Linked DNA regions of Homo sapiens: region 2 is linked to region 1. A link is an interaction called in ENCODE POLR2A ChIA-PET data of the cell type or tissue named here. Cell type or tissue: Panc1. All regions are shown on one strand. Links, peaks and the distances in the headings refer to the core of each region. The heading gives the core; the rest is flanking DNA. Region 1 has its middle 70 kb from the start of TMEM156. Region 2 overlaps TMEM156 (transmembrane protein 156).

Region 1 (8,412 bases), core at 2,277-7,276:
TGCCACTTAAAAGCTGTGTGACCTTGAACAAGTTTCTTAACCTCTCTTTGACTTAATTCTTCACTTATAAAAAGGGGTAATAATAATGGTACTTACCTCCTAACCTTGTGAGGAGAATATTAATTCATTAATTAATACATGCTAGGTGCTTCATATGGTACCTGGCACATAGTCAATACTGTTCTAAATTCCCTTCCAAACTCCTATCCCAACCTTGGGCTATTTTTTACAGTGGTTGCATGAGCTATGGCTACCCTAAAGCAGCTGAAAATGTAGAGCAGCTATATATCCTTTAGTGTGAGTGAAGGGAGATCCTTTCCCAATATACACAGCTTACAAGGGGCAGACTTAGAAATGGTAGATAATCACTTTCAGAACTCTAGCCCATATGTTTCCCTAGAGCAAACCACTTTCTTTCCAAACATGAATTTCATGTAAGAGAATAAACATTTACAGATAGCTGGAAAGAAGCAAGGCTCCATATAGGGACATAAACTAATGCCTGTCTTTGCCAGATACCAAGTCCCTGAGAGGTCTATCTCTGAAACAAGCCTTTAAACTATACAAAGCAAACTGTCAGTCTGGGGGGGAAATGAGGATTTTAAAGTCACTATCTCCTATTAAATATTGCAGATAAACACACACAGAGAGAAAAAGAAGAGAAGTTGTGCTTTACACTAAAAAGAGACTTAGGGGAAAAAAGCAGCCTGCACTACCCTAGGGAAAGGAGACCTTGTCTTCTTTCCAAGTTCCATCATTGACAACCTCTGTGATGTGATCTTGGGTGAAACCCTCAACCGCTGGGGGCATCAGCTTCCTCAGCTGTAAAATGAGGGAGATGAACTAGATCTATAAGATTTCTTACAGCTCTGACATCCTATGACTTTATAAAATAAAATAGATGTTAAATGTATCCAGCAGGCAACAGAAACTAACTCTGGAAACGTACGCGGGAAAAGGATATTTTTGCAAGAATATCACTGGTAGCCCACAGAATCAAAGGGAAGCCTGGAGAACCAGGTTCAGAACTGATGTGGTTTGGCTGTGTACCCACTCAACTCTCATCTTGAATTGTAGCTCCCATAATTCCTACATGTCATGGGAGGGACCCAGTGGGAGATAATTGAATCATGGGAGCAGGTCTTTTCCATGCTGTTCTTGTGATAGTGAATAAGTCTCACGAATCTGATAGTTTTAGTAAGGGGATTTCCCCTGCACACACTTTCTTGCCTGCCGCCATGTAAGACGTGACTTTGCTCCTCCTTCACTTTCTGCCATGATTGTTAGGCCCCCCCCAGCCACGGAAAACTGTGAGTCCATTAAACCTCTTTCCTTTATAAATTGCCCAGTCTCGGGTATGTCTTCATTAGCAGCATGAGAACAGACTAGTACTAGAACCAAGGCAGTTTGGTGAGGATAGGGGATGTGTTTGGGGTTTAGAGGCAGGAATAACTGAACTATGTTACTGAAGTGAATGAGCTTCATTTTTTCCACCCTTACCTCACTGAATCCAAAACTCAAAGTCCTAAGATAGAGGGTCAAATTAGTCTAGCTCAAGTCACATGCCACTCATTGGCTGGTGGGCAAGAACCCTTGATTAATAGTCCCACCAAGACATTGTTCAACCTGTGAGAGGTGATTCCCTAAGAGGACATTGGGGTATGATTATGAGAAGTGCACTGACTACTGGGCAGCTCTTCACTACAAATGTTGTGTCTGTCTTTGTGATACCACACATTAATAGAACTTTTCTAAGTCAAAATCGATGGACTATTTTCACAGCCCATCTGAAAACAGATGTAACTTTGGATAGAGATATTGGCCCCATGACAACACTGTATCCATACACAGATGTGACCACCCATCACAAAATGTTAGACAATGACACATGCTTGCAGAACAGCCTTCGCATGCCTCAAGAGATTGTTCTGGGGGGAAAAAACACAAGTCTGTGTTTTGTTCTAAATGTTTCTCTCGGCTGGGCACAGTGGCTCACACCTGTAATCCCAGCACTTTGGGAGGCCAAGCCGGGCAGATCACAAGGGCAGGAGTTTGAGACCAGCCTGGCCAACATGGTGAAACCCCGTCTCTACTAAAAATACAAAAACTAGCTGGGCATGGTGGCGCTCACCTGTAATCCCAGCTACTTGGGAGGCTGAGGCAGGAGAATAGCTTGAACCCAGGACGGGGAGGTTGCAGTGAGCCAAGACCATGCCACTGCACTCCAGCTCTGGGCGACGGAGCATGACTCCATTTCAAAAAAAAAAAAAATTGTTTCTGTCTTTGCACATCTCCTTGGATGTGAGAAGGAACATTCACAGAGGCACCCAAGAGTCATTTTCCTCTTCTTCCGTGTTTACAGAGCCCTGTTTTTATTCTGATGGTCAATTCTCCTCCCCAACTTGAGAATCAGGTTAATCCTGATTGGTTGTAATTAGTCATGATGGTCCCATACCCCCTGCCATTGGGTGGTTTAAGGGTAGCTCTGTGACCTTGCTCTAGATGCTCTGACATGAGAATAAATCTGCTGGGGATGGAGGAGACTCCTTGTAAAGGTTTCTTCACTTGGATAGAGGACATTGTGGCTATAGGTGTGGTGGCTCATGCCTGTAATCCAAGCTACTCAAGAGGCTGAGGCAGGAGTATAGTTTGAGCCCACGAGTCCGAGACCAGCCTAGGTAACTAAAAAAGAAAAATCAAGGTGTAAAGATACGATGATTGGGCTGGGTGCGGTGGCTCATGCCTATAATCCCAGCACTTTGGGAGGCCAAGGCGGGTGGATCACGAGGTCAGGAGTTCAAGACCAGCCTGGCCAACATGGCGAAACCCCGTCTCTACTAAAAATACAAAAATTAGCCAGGAGTGGTGGTGGGTGCCTGTAATCCCAACTACTTGAGAGGCTGAGGCAGGAGAATTGCTTGAACCCCAGAGGCGGAGGTGACAGTGAGCTGAGGTCGCGCCACTGTACTCCAGCCTGGGCGACAGAGCAAGACTCCATCTCAAAAAAAAAAAAAAAGATGTGATGATTGTTGCTGCTATGGCCCCACCATTTAATATAATCTTTCCTTGAAACCATGAGAAGGGAAGCATGAACACAAACACCAACAATCTGAAGATGGCAAAGAGGAAAGAGAAGAAAGAACTTGAGTGCTTGATGATGAGTCTTGAATTAAGCAACTCTGGAAGCACCCTATTTAGAATTTCCCATTAGATAACATAATAAATCTCCTCATCATTTAAATCACTTTCACTTGGACCTTCTACTATTTGCAGAAGAATTATCTTTTTTTAGTTGACATGTAATAATTGCACATATTTGTGGGATATAGAGTAATATTTTGATACATGTGTAATGATTAAATCAGAGTAATTAGCATGTCCATCACCTCAAACATTTATCATTTATTTGTGTTGGGAACCCTCACAATCCTCTTTTCTACCTATTTTGAAATATGCAATACTGTTTTGTTAACTATAGCCATCCTGTAGTGACTATACAGTGACTTCCTCTCTGTAATTTTTTAACCATTAACCAATCTCTCCCTATCCTTCCCTCTCTCTACCCTTCCCAACCTCTAATAACTACAATTCTACTCTCTACTTCTACAAGCTAGTTTTTTTTTAGCTTTTGCATGAGTGAGAACATTTGGTATTTATCTTTCTACATCTGGCTTGTTTCCCTTAACATGATGTCCTCCAGGCTCATCCATGTTGCTGTGAATGACAGAATTTTATTTGTGTGTGTGTGTGTGGCTGAATGGTATTCCATTGTTTATACTGATATGGTTTGGCTGTGTCCCCACCCAAATCTCATCTTGAATTGTAGCTCCCATGGTGGGGAGGGACCCAGTGGAAGATCATTGAATCAGGAGGGCGATTTCCCCCATACTATTGTCATGGTAGTAAGTCAGTCTCATGAGATCTGATGGTTTTATAAGGGGAAACTCATTTTGCTTGGCTCTTATTCTCTCTTGCCTGCCGCCATGTAAGACATGGCTTTCACCTTCTGCCATGATTGTGAGGCCTCCCCAGCCATGTGGAACTATGAGTCCATTAAACCTCTTTTTCTTTATAAACTACCCAGTCTTGGGTATGTCTTTATTAGCAGTGTGAAAACAGACTAATACATATATGTACCACATTCTCTTTATTCATTCATCCATTGATGGATCTGTAGGTTGGTTTCATATTTGGGCTACTTTGAATAGGGCTGTAATAAACACTGAGGTGCAGGTAGTTCTTGGATATATTGATTTCCTTTCCTTTGGATAAATACCCAGTAATAGCACTGCTGGATCGTGTGGTAGTTCTATTTTTAGTTTTTTAAGAAACTTTCGTACTATTTTTCATAATGGCTGTACTAATTTACATTCTCACCAACAGTGCACAGGAGTTTCCTCTTCTCTGCATCCTCTCCAGCATTTATGTTATTTTTTGTCTTTTTGAGGATGGCCATTTGACTTGGAGTGAGATGATACCCCAGCATGGTTTTGATTTATATTTCCCTGATGATTAGTGATGTTGAACATTTTTTCATATACTTATGTCTTCTTTTAAAAAAAAGAAGTCTATTCAGAACCTTTACCAAAGTACATAATTCCCAGTTCACAGAAGATTTTTTAAATGTATATTTTAGTTTTCATGGCTCTAGGTTAATCTGGTAATACACCTTACTTAAATTTTCAAAACTTAAGAACTCCTTTCCACTCATTATCCTAAGATTGCCATCCATCATAATAGTACAAATAGTTGGAGATGGTGAAGAAACATGTAGACAGAAAAAGAAGTAAAATAGACAAGGAGACAGAGAAGGAAGTAAATGGAGTCAAATTATGAGAATAAACTGTGTCAGAAAATTGAGTCCAAGTCTTTATTCCACAATGTTTGACAGAAAGGGAAAGGAAGATAGTTCAGAGAGAGAGAAACAGACAGGAGTTCTCTACTGACAGAAGGAGAAGGTAAGGATGGATGCAATTCAGTACAATATTTGTCTATTTTTGAATTTTATTTTACTAAATATTAAGTAGGTACTAAAGTTCATTTTACAATATATATAAGCTATATAGAATTGTGACCCAATGAACTCTCATACACCTGCCCCCAAGTTTATAAAAGAACATTATCCTTGGGCTAGAAGGCCCTGATGTGTGGGCCTCCAATTCCATCCCCTTACAGATAACCTGAATCTACAGCCAACATCTGGCTAACTCCATTAACCCAGATGACTATTGCTTGGGAGAAGCAGGTTGGAGAGAAGTGAGTACCTATCATCAGAGACTCAGAAGCTGGAGATGATATGGTTCCCTCTCTCACTCACAGTCTGGTAGGGAAAGAGAAATGAATACAACTAGCTGTGGTACAAGGCAAGATGTGAGAAGTACCATGATAAGAGGACTAAATCCTAGAAAAACACAGAAACAACAGACATTGTTCCATCTGGGGTGAGCAGGGGAAACTTCATGGACAAGGTGGCCTATCTGCCTTTCGTGTAAAGGATTTATAAAGATGAAAGGAAAGGGCAAATGTAACAATCATTAAAAAGGCAGGGAAAAGAAGGTGGTCTGAATGACTATTTCATCCAGGGATGACTAAGTATAGGAGAGGGAAGAGTCCAACTTCAGGCTAGGATGAAAGTACAGAGTTTGGTAGAAATCCCCTGGAAAATAAAAATTCTTCTAGAAACTAAAAACTAGCTATAAGTTTGGGCAATATTTATTTTCTGCACACGGGAGTCTGGAAGGTTGTCATGTGTGTCTCATCTCTCCTCCTTTCTCTGCCTACCCTATCACCCCTGCATCAAATCACTTACCAAGCACCACCAATTCTCCATCCATATCCTCTCTTCTATCTCTTCTTTTTGTCACTCTAATTCCACTGTGTGCTTAATGACTGAAAGACTCCTGCATGGTGCCATGTTTCCTCTCTCCCTCTTCAATCTACACCTGAATCCTTTGAAAGGCAGGCTAGGGACCTGGCTGCTTAGCAGGACACAGAGGTCAAGGAGGTGAGTGTGGCTTACAGCTGGGGAGGAAAGCCTGCAGTGAGAGCCACGAACACAGGACTAAGCCACAGGTCATAGGGAGGGGGTATGGGTGGGTCAAGGTCAAGTTTGGAACCAACTGGAAAGCAGGGTACACGAAAAGCTAGTGGTGTCAATGGGAAGCCTTCAATCATACCAGGCACCAAGGACCACTGGTTGGTTTTTACTGGGGCCAGTTGTATGGGGAGGGGGACAGAACTACCAGGCTAGGGGAGGCACACAGAACCAGTGACCACATAACAACTCCAGTGAGATGTCTTCTTCCAGGGCCCAGTTCACCCAGCCTCCTTGCGCTCCTTGAAGACATCTTTGACAGTGCTCTCAGCCGCAGCCACTTCTCTCAGGCACGCCCTCCATCCATTTTGCTCCCTTTGCCCTGTCTCTACCCCACAAGGCAGATTGTAGAAGCTGCACAGGTTTTGCAGCCTGACCAACCTAAGACTGAAGAATATCAATCAATAGGATTGGTGAGCTTCACTTGGCCTCAGCTTCCTCAGAGAGAATGACACCTGTTTCAAGGCATCATTGTGAGGAATAAATGAGAGTACACGGGGCCCATGCCAGGTGTAGAGTGAAGGCTCGATAAATAGGTCTTCTTAATTTTTCAGAGACAGGGTCTCACTCTGTTGCCTAGGTTGGAGTGCGGTGGTACAACCATAGCTCACTGCAGCCTCACACTCCTGGCCTCAAGCAATCCTCCTGCCTTTGCCTCTCACAGTGCTGGGATTACAGGTGTGAGCCACTGCACCCGGCCTAGTGCTTTACCCAACAAATATTTACAAAGAACCTACTGTGAGCCAAACACCTTACCAGCTGCTGGGGATTTTATGGTGAGCAGAACCAGACATGTTCCCTGTCCTCATGCAGCTTCCAGTCTAGAGGGGAAGACAGACATTAATTCGTAACCACAAAAATAATGACAAAGTAACAGGTATGAAAAGGGCTATGGGGGCTGAGAACGTGTTTATTTGAGAGGTTTGGTGATTCTGAGAATCAGGAAAAGCCATCTTCAAAACCCTGCTCAAAAGCCTGCCCTAATTCCTCCCAACTGGAAGTGATCCTATTGGCTTGTAAATTCTCAGCAGGAAGCATGCATCCTGCAATTGACACTTAGCTTACCGTATTGTGTCCAGTATTTTCACCAGTGGTGTACACATCCTGTCTCCTCTGCCAGAGTGTAAATTCTCTGTAGGCAGAGTAGGCCATCTACATCTTTGCGTGCGTCACAGTATCTGTTAAAAGTCGATTATTTTAATGAATCGGCGAAATTAGCTTCCTGAAAGCTGCCACAATTTAACTGGACTCGAAGCTTTATGTTTGCTTTTTGCAAGCCAAGTTCTCATTGATTTCTAAGTCATTGGTCAGAACATAAGAGGTGGTGTGTAGGGAAACAATAATTTGGCTTCTGAGAAATTGCATAATATCCATACCTCACAGGGTGTAATGCCCCTTCACTACCGCTGAAAAATCCCAGACCTGAGTTTGACTCACCTATTATTTAGGGATACACAGACCAGAAAAAGTGAGACTACTGTAATTCCGTTTGCGAAATCTTCAATCTCTAAATTTTACAATTAGAATCTCAATTTGTGATCTAGAGAAAAAATAATCGAATACCAGAAAAAAAAACCTCTGTGTGCTGGAATATTCATGCCTGTTAGATTGCTTATGTAGGAAGGGAAAAATATCTTTTCCTCCTACCCTTTTAAATTCAGAGCTGAATCCTTTATAATAAAAGATTAACCAGAGAAAAACATAGTGGTTTATTTAAACAAGTTCTACGTAACACAAGGGCCATCCTCAGGAAGTGAAGATCAGAGGAAACAGTTACACTTGAGTGTTTTTAGTAGTAGGTTTGATGAAGAATGGAGAGACACTTGCAGAAATATGATCAGGCAAAAAGAGTACTAGATCTAATAGGAATAAATGGAGGGAAACTTAGCAGAGCCCGTTTGTTCAGATTCTCCTCTGGGTCCCTGTGTCTTGGGAGATAGGGAACTGCCTTTCCTCTGTGGATACAGGAAGAGCACCTCTCACATGAGGGTCCTATGATGTGTTTTAGAGGAAGGTCAGCAAAGGTTTTATTACCTGCTTCCGGGGAGAAAGGTGGCAAAGGAAGGTCAGAGTAATATTTCCACTTAAAATTTGCCATTTTCTCAAATCCTTCAGCTTAAAAAATTCAGTTTGCCAAGGTGCCATATTTTGGGGCAGCGTGTCCTCAACCCCATCACTGATTATTAAATCTGACCCTGCAGTTAATCCTGTAAATCAACTCAGATAAGCAACTGTAGCCATATAATGATGGCCAGGAGATTAAGTTCCACCTTAACTCTGGAAAAGCATGTTTATATTTTAATGTCAAGAGCTGCCCT
Region 2 (16,716 bases), core at 10,912-15,911, 62 kb after region 1:
AACTACCTATTGGGTAATATGTTCACCACTTGGGCAATGGGATCATTAGAAGCCCAAACCTCAGCATCACATAATATATCCATGTAACAAACCTGCACATGTACCCTCTGAATCTAAAATTTAAAAATGATATAGTACTTAAAAATATATTAATGAAATACATTACATCAGTGGGTCTAAAAGAATATGAACTACATCTAGATGCTTCAAAATCACGTAATAAATATCACATTTATTTGCAAATTACTATATTCTCTTTGTAAAAGAGAAATATTCTTACATTATAAAGTCTATCTGTCTCAGACCAAAATATCAATAGCACTAAGGATACTGATGTAAATATATTTTAGTGATAAACACTATAAATATTTATGTCAAAGTTATGAAAAAGCAAGAAATTTTCCCTATAAATATTTGCCAGGAAAATCTGCCAAAGCAATTAGGAGAAAACATTGATTAGAAATAGGTGGAGAAGGTCGGGTGCGGTGGCTCACACCTGTAATCCCAGCACTTTGGGAGGTCGAGGCAGGCGGATCACCTGAGGTCAGGAGTTCGAGACCAGCCTGGCCAACATGGTGAAACCTGGTCTCTAGTAAAAATACAAAAATAGACCGGGCATGGTGGCTCACGCCTGCAATCCCAGCACTTGGGAGGCTGAGGCGGGCAGATCACTTGAGGTCAGGAGTTTGAGACCAGCCTGGCTGACATGGTGAAACCCCATCTCTGCTAAAAATACAAAAATTAGCCTGCCGTGGGGCAGGTGCCTGTAATCCCAGCTACTTGGGAGGCTGAGTCAGGAAGAATTGCTTGAACCAGGGAGGCAGACGTTGCAGTGAGCCGAGATCACGCCACTGCACTCCAGCCTGGGCAACAGATTGAGACTGTGTCTCAGAAAAAAAAAAAGGAAAGAAAAAAAGAAAGAAGTGAAGGAAACAATGCTTGGAAGTGTTGGAAAAGAGTAGTATGAGGCTGGACATGGTGGCTTACGCCTGTAATCCTAGCACTCTGGGAGGCTACTGTGGGTGGGTCTCTTGAACTCAGGAGTTCGCGGCCAGTCTGGGTAACAAAGTGAGACCTCGTCTCTATAAAAAAAATACAAAAATCAGCCGGGCATGGTGGCACATGCCTGTAGTCCCAGCTACTCGGGAAACTGAGGTGGGAGGATGGTTTGAGCCTGCGAGGCAGAGGCTGCAGTGAGCAGAGATCTTACCACTGCACTCGGCACTCCAGCCTAGGCGACAGAGCCAGAACCTGTCTCAAAAAAAAAAAAAGAAAGAAAGAAAAAGAAAACAAAGAAAAAAAAAGAGTAGTATGACATAATTGGTTTATTTATTTATTTATTTATTTATTTATTTATTTATTTATTTATTAAGACGGAGTCTTGCTCTGTCGCTAGGCTGGAGTGCAGTGGCACGATTTCGGCTCACTGCAACTCTGCCTCCTGGATTCAAGCGATTTCCCCTGCCTCAGCCTCCCGAGTAGCTGGGACTACAGGCACACCTCACCACGCCCAGCTAATTTTTTGTATTTTAATAGAGACGGGGGTTTCACCATGTTGGCCAGGATGGTCTCAATCTCCTGACCTCATGATCCACCCGCCTCGGCCTCCCAAAGTGCCGGGATTACAGTCATGAGCCATCGCGCCCGGCCAATTGTTATAATTATTTACAGACAAAAGTGTGTATTTAAAAAAGCTAAAACAGTCAACTGAAAAATGGTAAAAATTAAGAGGATATATCTGTAATGTAGATATACCTATACATTTCACTATGTAAGATCATTCATCCAAAGGTTTAAATACTGTCAAATACTTATATTTTATAATTGTAGTGTAATGTAAATATATAGGCCATGGTCTGCAACTTAGTTTCTATAAGGGGTCATTTAGTAAATGTTTTAGCCTTTGTGGGTCATATGGTCTCTGTTGCAACTACACAATTCTCACCTTATAGGATGAAAACAGCCACAGAAAATGCATATAAAAATGAGTATGGCTGCATTCCAATAAAACTTTATTTATGGATACTAAACTTCAAGTTTAATATAATTTTTATGTCATAAAATATTCTTTATTTCCCAACCATTTTAAACAAAAGAGGCTGTAAAAGACCATAGTTTACTGACCCCTGAATAAGCTATAAGTGATATTATCACGAGTCAATCTGCCATGTATTACGACATCAAAAACAGCACTGTCAAAGTCCATATCATGTCATGAAGAATTTCATAAACTTAATGGAAGAAAGATGATTGACTAACAGATATATAGGCAGGAAGATAATTTTGAATGTAAAGGTTAGGAAGGGCAGGTAGAAGACATTGAGGGGTTTAATGAACCAATGAAATCATCTTCTCCAGTTTCTGTAGATAGAATCACAATAAATTCTGATGTTGCTTTTGTCACATCCCTATGCAAAAATCAGCAAGAGCCAGGTGTGGTAGTTCACACCTGTAATCCCAGCACTTTGGGAGGCGGAGGTGGGCAGATCACTTGAGGTCAGGAGTTTGAGGCCAGCCTGGCCAACATGGTGAAACCCTGTCTCTAATAAAAATACAAAAATTAGCTGGGCATGGTGGTGTGTACCTGTAATCCAGCTACTCGGGAGGCTGAGGCAGGAGACTCTCTTGAACCCAGGAGGCTGAGGTTGCAGTGAGCGGAGATTGTACCATTGCACTACAGCCTGGGCAGCAAAGTGAGACTCCATCTCAAAAAAAAAAAAAAAAAATCAGCAAGAATTTCCCAGTAAATAAAATTTTCATCTTTTTTTAAAAAAGAAATAAATAAATGTCTCCTCTTTTTTATGCTTTGAAAAAAATTACATAAAATTACATTTATCTGTTTGGTCTGTTTCTTGAAAGTTTGGCAGGAATTGCCTGGAAAATCATCTGAAACTAGTGTGAAAATCATCTGAAACAGAGAAGATTAAAAACCATGGACTGAGTTTCTTTAATTGTTGTAAAACTCTTGAGCTTTCCATTGCTTCCTAAGTAAGTTTCCTAGATATGTGTCTTTGTGTTTCAAATTTATTGACATAAATTATTCACAATATCCTCTTATTACATCTTTAATTTTGCTATGTCTGTAGTTATATCCCTTTTTAATTTCTAACATTAGTTACTTGTACCTTCTCTCATTTTTTTTATTATTCAGTTTTGGCAGGCAGAATAAGTGTCCCTATCTTAATTCCTGGAACCTGTAAATATATTACATAACATGGCAAAGTGGAATTAAGGCAGAAGATGGAATTCAGGTTGTTAATCAGCTGATCTTAAAATGAAGAAATTATCCTGGATTATCTGGGTGGATCCAGTGTAATCATGAATGTGGAATTGGGTAGCAGAAGAGTCAATGTCAGAGTGATACAATATGAGAAAGACTCAGCAGGCCATTGCTGGCTTTGAAGATGGAAGGAGGCCACAAGCCAAGGAATTCAGACAGCTTCCAGAAGCTGGAAACAGCCAGAAAATGGATTCTAGTCTAGAGCCTCCAAAAGGAACACAGTCTTACTGATACCTTGATTTTAGCCCGGGGATACCTCTGTTGAATGTCTAACCTATACTGTGAGACAATACATTTGTGTCATTTTAAGCCACTAAGTTTATGATCATTTGTTACAGCAGCCCTAAGAAATTAACTGATACGGTTTGGCTGTGTCCCCACCCAAATCTCATCTTGAATTGTAGCTCTCATAACTCCCTCATGTTGTGGGAGGGACCCAGTGGGAGATAATTGAATCACGGGGGCTGTTTCTCCCATACTGTTCTCATGAACAGTCTCATGAGATCTGATGGTTTTATAAGGGGAAACCCCCTTTTGCTTGGCACTCATTCCCTCTTTGCCTGCCACCAAGTACAAAGTCCTTCCGCCTTCCACCATGATTATGAGGCCTCCCCAGCCACGTGGAACTGTGAGTCCATTAAACCTCTTTTTTGTTTATAAATGATGTATGTCTTTGTCAGCAGCATGAAAATGGACTAATACATTAACATATGAATCTTTCCAGTGGTTTATCCATACAAATAGTCCTTTAAAATAACCAGCTTGGCTGGGTGTGGTGGCTCACGCCTGTAATCCAGCACTTTGGGAGGCCAAGGCAGGCAGATCACGAGGTCAGGAGATTAAGATCAGCCTAGCCAACATGGTGAAACCCCATCTCTACTAAAATACAAAAAATTAGCCGGGCATAGTGGTGTGAGTCTGTAGTCCCAGCTACTCAGGAGGATGAGGCAGGAGAATTGCTTGAACCCGGGAGGCAGAGGTTGCAGTGAGCTGAGATCACATCACTGTACTCCAGGCTGGGCAACACAGCAAGACTCTGCCTAAAAAAAAAAAAAAGAAGAAGAAAGAAAGAACCAACTTGTGATTTTATTGATCCTTTCTGTATCTATTCTTTTAAGTTCATTGACTTTTGCTCCTGTGTTTATTATTTCCTGCCATTACTTTCTGGGTTTATCTTATTGTTCTTTTTCTGATGTTTTAGGTATAAGCATTTAAAGTTATATGTTTTGGTAATATTGCATAAGTTTAAACAGATAGTATTTTTTAATCATTCAGTTACAGTATTTTCTATTCTCCATTATAGTTTCTTCTCAACTATAGGTTATTTAGAAGTGAATTTTCTAAATTTCCAAATATATTACCTATTTTTAGCTTTCTTTTTGTTACTAGAATCTAATTTAATTTCATTTAGTCAGAGAAGTATATTAAAGATTGTTTGAAATGTATTGAGGCTTGTTTTTATAGTCTGGTATTGTATTAGTCTATTCTCACGCTGCTAATAAAGACATACCCGAGACTGGGTAAATTATAAAGGAAAAAGGTGTAATGGACTTAAGTTCCACATGGCTGGGGAGGCCTCACAATCATGGCAGAAGATGAAGGAAGAGCAAAGAGATGTCTTACATGGTGGCAGGCAAGCGAACTTGTGCAGGGGAACTCCCATTTATAAAACCATCAGATCTCATGATATTTATTCACTATCACAAGACACAGTATGGGGGAAACCACCCTATGATTCAATTACCTCCACCTGGTCCCACCCTTGACAAGTGGGAATTATTACAATTGAAGGTGAGATTTGGGTGGGGACACTGCCAAACCATATCAAGTATGTATTTCTTCTTTTTTTTTTTTTTTTTTTTTGAGACAGAGTCTCGCTCTGTCTCCCAGGCTGGAGTTCAGTGGCACCATATCAGCTCACTTCAAGCTCCGCCTCCCAGGTTCACACCATTCTCCTGCCTCAGCCTCCCGAGTAGCTGGGACTACAGGTGCCCGCCACCACGCCTGGCTAATTTTTTTTGTATTTTTTTTAGTAGAGACGGGGTTTCATCGTGTTGGCCAGGATGGTCTTGATTTCCTGACCCCGTGATCCACCTGTCTCAGCCTCCCAAAGTGCTGGGATTACAGGTGTGAGCCACCGCACCCAGCCCAAGTATGTATTTTTATTCCCTGAAAAGAATATGTGTTCCAGATGTTGAGTTCAATATTCTAAATACATCCATTAGATAAAACTAGCTATTTGAATTGTTTGAATTGTCTATATTCCTATTCTTCACATGGTTGTATTTTATGACTGGGAAGTATGTTTAAAATCTCCCACTAAATAATGGATTTATAATTGTCTTTTTAAAGCTATCTTTGTTGGGGCATATAAATTTAGAATTGATGCATATTCTTGTGAATTGAAACTTCTATCCATATATCCTGACCTTCTTTATTGCTAGTAATGATGTTAATCTTAAAATCTTACATTAATACCATGGCATGTGCTTTCTTCAGTTACTATTTGTTCCGTATATTTTTCTCATCTTTTCACTTTTATCTTAATGCTTTAGATAGGTCTGTTTTAAATGGCATATTTCCGGAAATTGCTTTTTTAATCTAGTCTGATAATTTTTTGTCTTTTTACCTGGATAGATTTGCCCATTTACATTTACTGGGATCATTGGTATATTTAGATTTAATTATATCATATTATTAATGCTTCCTATTTGTACCATGCTTTCTATTGTTTCTTGCCTTTCTGGCTGTTAAATTGATTCAGTGATTTTTTTTTCTCATTCCATTATTTTTCCCTTTAGTTATGTGAGGTTAGATACTATATTTCTATTATTTTAGTAGTTACCATAGTAATTTTTAACATGCATTCTTAAAGCCTAAAGTCAATCAACAGTTAACCTCTCTCAAACAATACAAGGGTCTTAGGATACTTTAACTCGGATCATCTCCTTCCTGACTTAAAGGTTACTTTTATACAGCATTTTGGTTCTATCTTGTTTTTTCACTGACATACAAATTAGTTGAGTTTTTAAATTTTATGCATCTAATATTTTCAGGATTTGTTTAGATTTACTCACATGTTTATAATTGTTGTTGAGGTTTTTTTCCCTGCCATTTCTTCTTGCATCTCTGCCCTTCCTTCTGGGATTACATTCCTTCTCCTAAAGCTAATTATTTAGAAGTTCTTTCACTGAGGGTCTGATGATTGTAAACTCTCTGTGTTGTTTACCTGAAAATATACATCTCACCAATTCTAGGTCAACAAAAATTTTGCCTCAGCACTTTGCAGGCATTTTTCACTGCCTTCTGATTTTCATTGTTGTTTTCAAGAGATGAGCTATCAGACTATTGTTCCTTTAAACTTTTTAAAGACAATCTGCATTTATCCCTGGTTATTTAAAGATCTCTTGGCCGGGCACGATGGCTCACACCTGTAATCCCAGCACTTTGGGAGGCCAAGGTGGGCAGATCACCTTAGGTCAAGAGTTCGAGACCAGCCTGGCCAACATGGTGAAACCCCGTCTCTACTAAAAATACAAAAATTAGCTGGGTGTGGTGGTGGGCTCCTATAATCCCAGCTACTCAGGAGGCTGAGGCAGAAGAATCACTTGAATTTGGGAGGCAAATGTTGCAGTGAGCCAAGATCACGCCACTGCACTCCAGCCTGGGCGACAGAGCGAGACTCCATCTTAAAAAAACAAAACAAAAAAAAAAAAAAAACCTCTTCAGTTTTCATGCTCTGCAGAATTTCTCATCACTTATTTTGCTTGGGATTTGTGGGTTTCCTGAATTTGAGGATTTACGTCTTTCAATGATTCTGTAAATTTCTTAGCCATTGTCTCTTCAAATATTGCCTTTACCCTATTCTATTTCTTCTATCCTTTGCAGCTTTGATTAGAAATAGCTCCCTTTGCTTTCCATGTCTCTTAACTTCTGTGCTATGTTCTAGGTAATTTCTTTAGATCTCTATTCCAGTTCACTAATTCATTATTTAGTTGCATCTAATCTGTTCATTTCATTCCTTGCATTTCTAATTTATTATATTTTTCACAATTAGAACTTCCAGTTGGTTCTTTTTCAAATCTGCCTGGTAACTTTTAATAGTCTTTGTTCCTTGCTCATATTGTTTTTTAGAATCACAAAATGTGGCAGAGCATTGGATCTCCCCACATATTTGTTTTATATTATTTTTAGGCTGGGGGAATAAACGACTCTGTTTGTCCTCCCTATTAACTTTGTGTGTACGAATTGTTGCTATTTTTGCTATTTTCCCAATCACAGTACCTTACATTTTGCTTTAAACTTCATATATTTTCAGGTGCCTTTCCCCAAGTTTTATTAAGGTATACTTAACTAACAAAAATTATATATATATTTATGGTATACAATGTGATGTTTTGAGATATATATATTGTTAGGTGATTAAATCAAACCTAATAACATATCCATCACTCACATACCATTTTCGTTTGTGTGTGGCGAGAACATTTACTCTCTTAGCAATTTTCAAGTATATAATCCATTATTATTAGCTATAGTCAATATGCCATACAATAGATCTCCAGAACTTATTCATCTGTCTAAATGAAATTTTGTATCCTTTGACCAACAACTCTCCATTCCCCTCACCCCACCCTGTCGTCCACGGTAAACATCATTCTATTCTATTCTCTGCCACTGTGAGTTCAACTCTTTACGACTCCATATATAGTGAGATCATGTGGCATTTTTCTTTCTGTGCCTGGTTTATTTCACTTAGCATAGTATCCCCCAGATTCATTCATACTGTTGCAAAAGACAGAATTTTCTTCTTTGTTAAGGTGGAATAGTATTATCTTGTGTATATGTACCACGTTTTCTTTATCCATTCATTCACTGATGGACACTTACATTGATTCCATATCTGGACTATTGTGAGTAATGCTGCAATGGATATGGGAGTTCAGAGTGATTCCACATCCGGACTATTGTGAGTAATGCTGCAGTGGATATGGGAGTTCAGAGATCCTTTGACACACTGATTTCCTTTCCTTCAAATATAACCAGGAGTGGGATTGCTGGGCGATATGGTAGTTCTACTTTTTTTTAAAGAGACAGGATCCTACTATGTTGCCCAGGCTGCTCTCAAACTCCTGGCTTCCAGCGATCCTCCCAACTCAGCCTCCCAAGTAACTGGGACTACAGGTGCATGTCATTGTGCCTTATTAGTAGTTCTTATTTTGAATTTTTTTTATTTTTTTTGAGATGGAGTCTCACTCTGTCACCAGGCTGGAGTGAAGTGGCATGATCTCGGCTCACTGCAACCTCCACCTCCCGTTCGAGCAATTCTCCTGCTTCAGCCTCCCGAGTAGCTGTGACAACAGGCACATGCCACCATGTCCAGCTAATTTTTGTATTTTTAGTAGAGATGGGGCTTCACCATGTTGGCCAGGATGGTCTCGATCTCTTGACCTCATGATCTGCCCACCTCAGCCTCCCAAAGTGCTGGGATTTCAGGTGTGAGCCACCGCACCCAGCCTAATTTTGAATTTTTTGAGGAGCCTTTATGCTGTCTGTCATAATGGCTGTACTATTTTACATTCCCACAACAGTATACAAGGGTTCCCTTTTCTCCACATCTTCACCAGCACTTGCTATATTTTGTCTTTTTGATAATAGCCATCTTGGGTGTGAGATAATATTTCACTGTATTTTCATAAAATTTCAATTTGTATTTCCCTGATGATTAGCGATGTTGAGAATTTTTTCATATATGTATTGGCCATTTGTATGTCTTCTTTCAAGAAATGTCAGCCTGATGCAGTGGTTGATGCCAATAATCCTAGCACTTTGGGAAGCCAAGACAGGAGGATCGCTTGAGCCCAGGAGTTTGGGACCAGCCTGGGCAACATAGTGAGACCCCGTCTCTACAAAAAAAATTTAAAAATTAGCCAGTGTGGTGACCCACACTTGCAGTCTTAGCTATTCAGGGGGCTGAGGTGGGTGGACCGCTTGAGCCCTGGAGGTCAAGAATGCAGTGAGCCATACTACATTCCAGCCTGGGCAACATAGTGAGACCTTGTCTCAAAAAAAAATAAATAAATAAAAAGAAAAGAAAAGAAAAAAATGAAAAAAGAAAAAAGTAAAAAAGAAATAACTCTTCACTATCCTTTGCCCATTTTTAAATCAGGTTATTTTCTTGCTGTTGCATTGTCTGAATTCCTTATATATTTTGGATATTAAACCCTTATATATATGGTTTGCAACTATTTTCTCTCATTCCGTAAGTTTCTTTTCACTCATTTCCTTTGCTATGCAGAAGATTTTTAGTTTGATACAATCTCATTTGTATATGTCTGCTTTTGTTGCCTGTTTTATGGGTCATAACCAAAAAAATAATTGCCTAGAACAATGTCATTGATATTTTTCCCTATGTTTCCTTCTAGTAGTTTTACAGTTTAGGTCTTCAAGTCTTTAATCCATTTTGAATTGGTTTTTGTACATGGTGTGAAATGAGTCTGATTACATTCTTCTGTGCTTACTCATACTTTTTGATGTAATATTTTCTGTACTGAAACAAGCTAAATATTTTCTATTTTATATCTCATAATTCCAATATCGGAATTCTTTGAAGATCCGATTCTGCTGTTTGTTGTTTCTGTTGATTCTTGTCCATTGAGTCTTCACGTGTTTTATCATTTTTGATAATAGCTATTGTTCCTTGGAATTTTACTTTGGGAAATTATTTGAGGAATGGTGTAAAGATGTTTTCCTCCAGAGAGGATTGGTGTTTTCCTCTGGTGAGTGTCTAATGGCACCATTAACCCAAAGTGACTTTAACTACATTCCTGGATTGGACTTTTCACACGTCACAGGTAATGATTCTCAACATCCAAGTTATGGCCAACTGTGTTTATAAACTCTCAAAGGACTCTTTTTCCTTTCTCCACCCATAGCCAAAGTGAAGACAGACAAATTTCCTCAAAACCAGACATAATTTGTGCTAGATTACTGTTTTATGGAGCATATCACTTTTTAGTATCTCAGTCATATCTCAGTCTTACACTTTGCCTTCTGTCTCCTGACGTATGACCCAGTGAAACTGAAATTCCAGGCCACCAGAGATTTGCAAATGCTCCTGAGGCACAAATTTGTTCACTCTTGCTTAGCCATACGTATTTATAATTCCTACTCATTTTCTGCCTCCAAGGAGTCTTATTGTCTTATCAGTTTAACTCTACATTTCTAAAGTTTTAAATACATTTTATTTCACATTTTTAGATATTTTGTCCCAGGAGTATTTTTCAGAGTATGACTGCAAGAAAAGAAATCTCAACTATCCGTTGACCTCTACCAATAAGTGAAAACTTATTTGTAGAATATCTTTCCATAAAATTTTAATGTAAATTAAAATCTTCATTATTTGACAGATAGTAGGCACACCAGAGGCTACTCTAGGTCAACTCACATTTTCCCAAGACCTCATTAACTAGTTGTCAGGGAACTTTGGAAGAAATGTAGATTATTTCTTTGACTATACATATTCTAAGTGTTATTAATTCAGTATATTAAATATAAACTAGAGAAAATGAGAATTTTTTGCTACTAGAAATATTGCTAGTACAACCACTTTAGAGAAACATCTGTCAGCTTCTTGTAAAATTAAACGTACCCAGTGAAATGGACTAACCGTTTGTGTACCCCTAAAATTCCAATATGATGGTATTTGAAGGTGGGGTCTGTGGGAGGTAATTAGGTCATGAGAGTGGAGAGCTAATGGATGGGATTAGTGTCCTTATAAGAAGAGACCAGAGAGGTAACTAGTCCATCCTGTAAGAATACAAAGAAAAGTCAGCATTCTGCAACCCAGAAGAGGACCCTCATCAGAATCAACCATGCTGGCATACTGGTCTTGGATTTCCAAACTCCAGAACTGTGAAGGCTGTTGTTTACAAGTTACTCCGTCTACAGCACTTTGTTACAGCAGCCCAAGCTGACTAAGACACCCAGGTATTCCACAACTAGAGCATTATTGAATAGAAATAAAAACATATACTGACACAAACATTTGTACAATAATGTTCATAGCAGCATATTTATAATAGCCCAAACTTGAAATAACCCAATAGATAAAGGGACAAATGTTGTGTATTTATATGATGGAGTACTTTGCAACAAAAAGATAGGAGCTACTAAATCACTCAGTAGCATGGATGAATCTCAAAAACATGCTAAGTAAAGAACCCAGACCAGGCCAGGCATGGTGGCTCACGCCTGTAATCCCAGCACAGTGGGAGGCCAAGGTGGGCGAATCACTTGAGGTCAGGAGTTCAAGACTAGCCTGGCCAACTTGGTGAAACCCATCTCTACTAAAAATACAAAAAATAAAAATAAAAAAATCCAGGCATGGTGGTGGGCACCTGTAGTCCCAGCTACGCAGGAGGCTGAGGCAGGAGAATCACTTGAACCCAGGACGCAGAGGTTGCAGTGAGCCAAGATAGCACCACTGCACTCCAGCCTGGGTGACAGAGTGAGACTCCGTTTAAAAAATAAAAAATAAAAATAAAAAAAGAAGCCAGACCAAAAATATTTACTGTGTGATGAGTCCATTTACACAAAATAAAAGAAGAGACAAAACCAATTTATGGTGACACAGGTCAGATGTTGCCTTGGGGATGCTGGAGGAGATTTGAAAGGAAAGAGCCAGAGGAATCTTTTGTTTGTTTATTTATTTGTTTGTTTTTTGAGATGGAGTCTCGCTGTTCCGCCCAGGCTGCCATGAAGTGGCGCCATCTTGGCTCACTGCAACCTCCGCCCCCTGGGTTCAAGTGATTTTCCTGCCTCAGCCTCCTGAGTAGCTGGGGATATAGACGCGTGCCACCACACCCAGCTAATTTTTGTATTTTTAGTAGAGATGTGGTTTCACCATGTTGGCAGGCTGGTCTCTAATTCCTGACATCCTGTGATCTGCCTACCTTGGCCTCCCAAAGTGCTGGGATTACAGGCATGAGCCACCATGCCCAGCCGAGCCAGAGGAATCTTTACTGGGGAGATGTAAATCTGTATCTGGTATGTGATAGTAGTTACACAGGTGCACACGAATGTCAAAATTCATGAAACTGAACACTTAAGATCTTTCCATAAAGAAAATGTGGTATTATATACACCATGGAATACTATGCAGCCATAAAAAAGAAAGAGATCATGTCCTTTGCAGAAACATAGATGGAGCTGGAGGCCATTATCCTTAGCAAAATAACACAGGAACAGAAAACCAAGTATCACATGTTCTCAATTATAAGTGGGAGCTAAATGATGAGAACACATAGAGGGGAAAAACAGACACTGGGGCCTACCAGAGGGTAGAGGGTGGAAGGAGAGAGAAGATCAGGAAAAATAACTAATGGGTACTAGGCTCAATACCTAGATGATGAAATCATCTGTACAACAAACCCCAGTGACATGCATTTACCTATATAACAAACCTGCACATGTAGGCCTGAGCTTAAAATAAAAGTTTTTTAAAAAACATCTTTCCATTTTATCGTATGTAAATTATGCCTGTTAAAAACATAGTCGATTATTTCTAAAAATCTTTCACATTATTAGTTATTCTATAGCATAATTCAGCAATTTAAAAATATTAGCTGTCAGGATAGGAGAAACCTTATGGTTTAGCTGCCTAATTTACAGAGACATTCATTAACATATGATGTTTTCCTTTGGTCACAGGTCTGCCTTCTTTAACAGTTGGAATAGGCCGGGTGCGGTGGCTCATGCCTGTAATCCCAGCACTTTGGGAGGCTGAGGTGGGCAGATTGCCTAAACTCGGGAGTTTGAAACCAGCCTGGATAACATGGCAAAACCCTGTCTCTACTAAAAATACAAAAATTAGCCAGGCGTGGTGGGGGCGCCTGTAATCCCAGCTACTTGGCAGGCTGCGGCAGAAGAATCGCTTGAACATGGGAGGCGGAGGCTGCAGTGAGCTGAGATCGCACCACTGCACTCCAGCCTGGGTGACAGAGCAAGACTGTCTCAAAAAAAAAAAAAAAAAAAAAAAGATTGGAATAAACTCAAAAAGATTATCCACTTCAATAGCAAAAACTAGATTATATTTCAATTTGGAGGCCAATCATTGAAGGCTCTCTGGTAATATTGAGCAGAAAAGAGGGAAAAACATATCATATTGTGTATGGGTGATATATCTGTAGTGTCAGCCAGATCAGGAGCAAGGGACTACGGATTTATTCATAGGATATTTGGGAAAGACCATTTGAAATGTTTGCTGGAGGCAGGGAGCAAAGTTTGGGATAACTTTCGACATACCATAGCAATATTTGAAAGGCAGGTTTGAGACATAGGAGACTGCTCATTTTACTTGTCAAAATAAGAGAAGCAAATGAATATTATGAAATTCCCTGTAGATAAAGAAAATGGCAGGAAAATGACTCAGGGTAAAAAGACACATACCTTTCAAGTAAAATATTCTGCAAAATAAATTTCACACGCTAGCACAACTTAAAATCTCTAGGTTTGTGATGAAATTTAATCTTTCAAAAATATGAGGATAACACTTGGCCTGCCTAAATCACAAGATGTTTGTGAACGTCAGATGAGAAATGCCTCCTTCAAGGTTTTCTTTTGATTTCCTTAACAGTATGATTCAGCAAGTTTGCTCCCTCAACAGATATTCATTGAGTGCCCTTAATATGACAGACACTCTCTTAATTGCTTGAAACACATCAGTGAACAAAGCAGACAAAACCTCGGTTTCATGGAGCTTACATTCTATTTGGAGAAATCAGATAATTTTAAAAAATGCATAATAAATAAATCATATAGGTGATAAAATATAAGTGATAGGAGAAAAGAAACAGAACAGTGTAAGGGGAAGATATATCACCATATGAATGTTTTAGAGAAAGTCTTTTTTTTCTATTAAAGCAAAAAAGATATGCTACTCAGGAGGCTGAGGTGGGAGGATCACTTGAACCCAGGAATTGGAGTCCAGCCTGGGCCATAAAGCAAGACCCTGTCTCTCTTAAAAAATTTTTTTAAAAAATTAAAAAAAAAAGAGATATACTAAGGGAGCATTTATCCACCAAAACAATGAGACAAGCAGTTAGAAAGCACCCTAAGCAAGGATTGTTGGTAGGTATTGCAACCTAACAGATTAGAGAATAAAGCCAGTTCTGTCAAAGTGATGAAAAGCGTTATATTTAACACATTTTTTTGCCAACACCTAGTGCCTAAAATATATATATGAAAATATTGTGTCCATTAGTGGCCATTTTAAAATTGTAATGATTCAGAAAATTCAATAAGAAACAAAATCTGGCTGGGTGTGGTGGCTCACACCTGTAATCCCAACACTCTGGGAGGCTGAGGCGGGTGGGTCACTTGAGATCAGGAGTTCAAGACCAGCCTGGCCAACATAGCAAAGCCCCATCCCTACTAAAAATACAAAAATTAGCTGGACATGGTGGTGCGTGCCTGTAGTCCCAGCTACTCGGGAGGCTGAGGCAGGAAAATGGCTTGAACCCTGGGGTTGGAGGTTGCAGTGAGCCGAGATCACGCCACTGCACTCCAGCCTGGGTGACAAAGTAAGCTGTTGTCTCAAAAATAAATAAATAAATAAAAATTTTTAAAAAGAAGCAAAATCTTACCACAAAGTACATTTATCCATCTAGTTTTATTCCTTCTTTCTAAAGATTTTCAGAACATTCTCTCTTGAGAATGATGCTGCGCCATGAATGAGTAGAAATATTTGACACATTACTGTGAATTATTATTTTGTAAAATATATGTCAAAGTACTTGGCATATTACTGGCACATGTAAATGTATTTGTTAAAATAAAAAAATTGTTTAAATAGTCATAAGGCCTTATTGGGGATTACTGATTAAATATTTATGAATAAGAAAAAGAGCATTCATTTTTGAGAACTAGAATAACACTTTCAGGAAATTAATTGCAATTACCCTTGATGTGGTGGTCATTATAATATAGACTTAAACACTGTGAACATATGCTCATATTATGTCAGTTTATCCTATAGTTGCTTTATCCTTTGTTTTCTTCAATTTCACTGTTCATTATACCACCATTTCCTTCACAAAGCGTGAAAGAGAAGGGGAAATGAAAGCTGGTAAACAGAGTTTATGTCAGTTTGGCTCTTAAAAGAAAGTGAGGAAGTCAAAACAGATAAAATTAGGTCTGAGGTGTTTTCATCTATACTATTCCTTTTTTTTTTTTTTTTTTTTTTGAGACGGAGTCTTGCTCTGTCACTCAGGCTGAAGTGCAATGGGGTGATCTCAGCTCACTGCAACCTCTGCCTCCCAGGCTCAAGCGATTCTCCTGCCTCAGCCTCCAGAGTAGCTGGGATTACAGGCACATGCCACCACCATGCCCAGCTAATTTTCCTTTTTCTTTCTGTCTTTTTTCTTTTTCTTTTTTTTTTTTTTTTGAGAAGAAGTCTCGCTTTGTCCACAAGGCTGGAGTGCAGTGGTGTAATCTCGGCTCACTGCAACCTCCGCCTCCTGGATTCAAGTGATTCTCCTGTCTCAGCCTCCAGAGTAGCTAGGATGACAGGTGTGCACTGCCATGCCCGGCTAATTTTTAATTTTTTAGTAGAGACAGGGTTTCACCATTTTGGCCAGGCCGGTCTTAAACTCCTGACCTCAATTGACCCACCCAGCTTGGCCTCCCAAAGTACTGGGATTACACCGCGCCTGGCCCCAGCTAGTTTTTTGTATTTTTAATAGAGACGGGGTTTCACCATGTTGGTCAGGCTGGTCTCAAACTCCTGACCTCAGGTGATCCACCCGCCTCGGCCTCCCAAAGTTCTGGGATTACAGGCGTGAGCCACTGCACCCAGCCTCATCTGTGCTATTCTTATCCTGTATTGCCACAAATCACTGGGAGTACACTTGTGTGACTCACTGCAATTGCCACTTTCAGGAACTATTGATATACTGATATGAGAATATTTTATTTAATAATCGTCATCATTTCTTCTCTTGAAAAGTGCTTTTGCAAGCAGGTAAGAAGGAATACTAGGTGATCATTTGAACTCTGACAATTATTTATTTCTCTTTGCAAATGGAAATACAAGGAACGTCCTCCCAAAGACTGACGTGGAAGCAATACTTATGTTTCCATTGCATCTTGTTTACATCCCTGTTTCAGTTAATTCCTGTATTTTATTTAGTTGTTTGCCAGTCAGTTGTCCTCCCGACTGAAAACTCCTTGATCAAAGAGTTGTCTTTCCTTTTTGTAGCCCCAGGTTTCTAGCACAGGTGAAAGAATAAATAAATAAAAGATCACTGGGATTTACATGAGGGTTAGCCAAGTTCTGTCTTAAACACTGTAAGTCCAACAAAAACAGGTTGGAAAGTTTCTTATTTGGGAGTAAGCTAGCTCCCTTAATTGCAAGAAGCTCTGAATCAAAATATATC

The links. Peaks named below come from ENCODE experiments on the same cell type or tissue, not always from the same donor. Only the 100,000 strongest peaks of a DNase experiment are listed, where the experiment ranks them.
Region 2: POLR2A ChIA-PET joins it to region 1 with 5 read pairs; 5 of 35 experiments call an interaction of 5 or more read pairs at or near these places.

Annotation. Positions count from the first base shown.
Region 1 is chr4:38,958,230-38,966,641 of GRCh38, forward strand. No RefSeq gene overlaps it. Among named protein-coding and RNA genes, the nearest start is that of TMEM156, 70 kb to the right of the region's middle. In Panc1, for the core only: no CTCF peak of the experiment used is centred there; no DNase peak of the experiment used is centred there.
Region 2 is chr4:39,012,050-39,028,765 of GRCh38, forward strand. The region is part of intron 1 of TMEM156 (transmembrane protein 156); the gene reads right to left. Among named protein-coding and RNA genes, the nearest start is that of TMEM156, 12 kb to the right of the region's middle. In Panc1, for the core only: CTCF peaks have their summits at 13,171 and 13,370; no DNase peak of the experiment used is centred there; H3K4me3 peaks cover 122 bases; H3K27ac peaks cover 3,618 bases.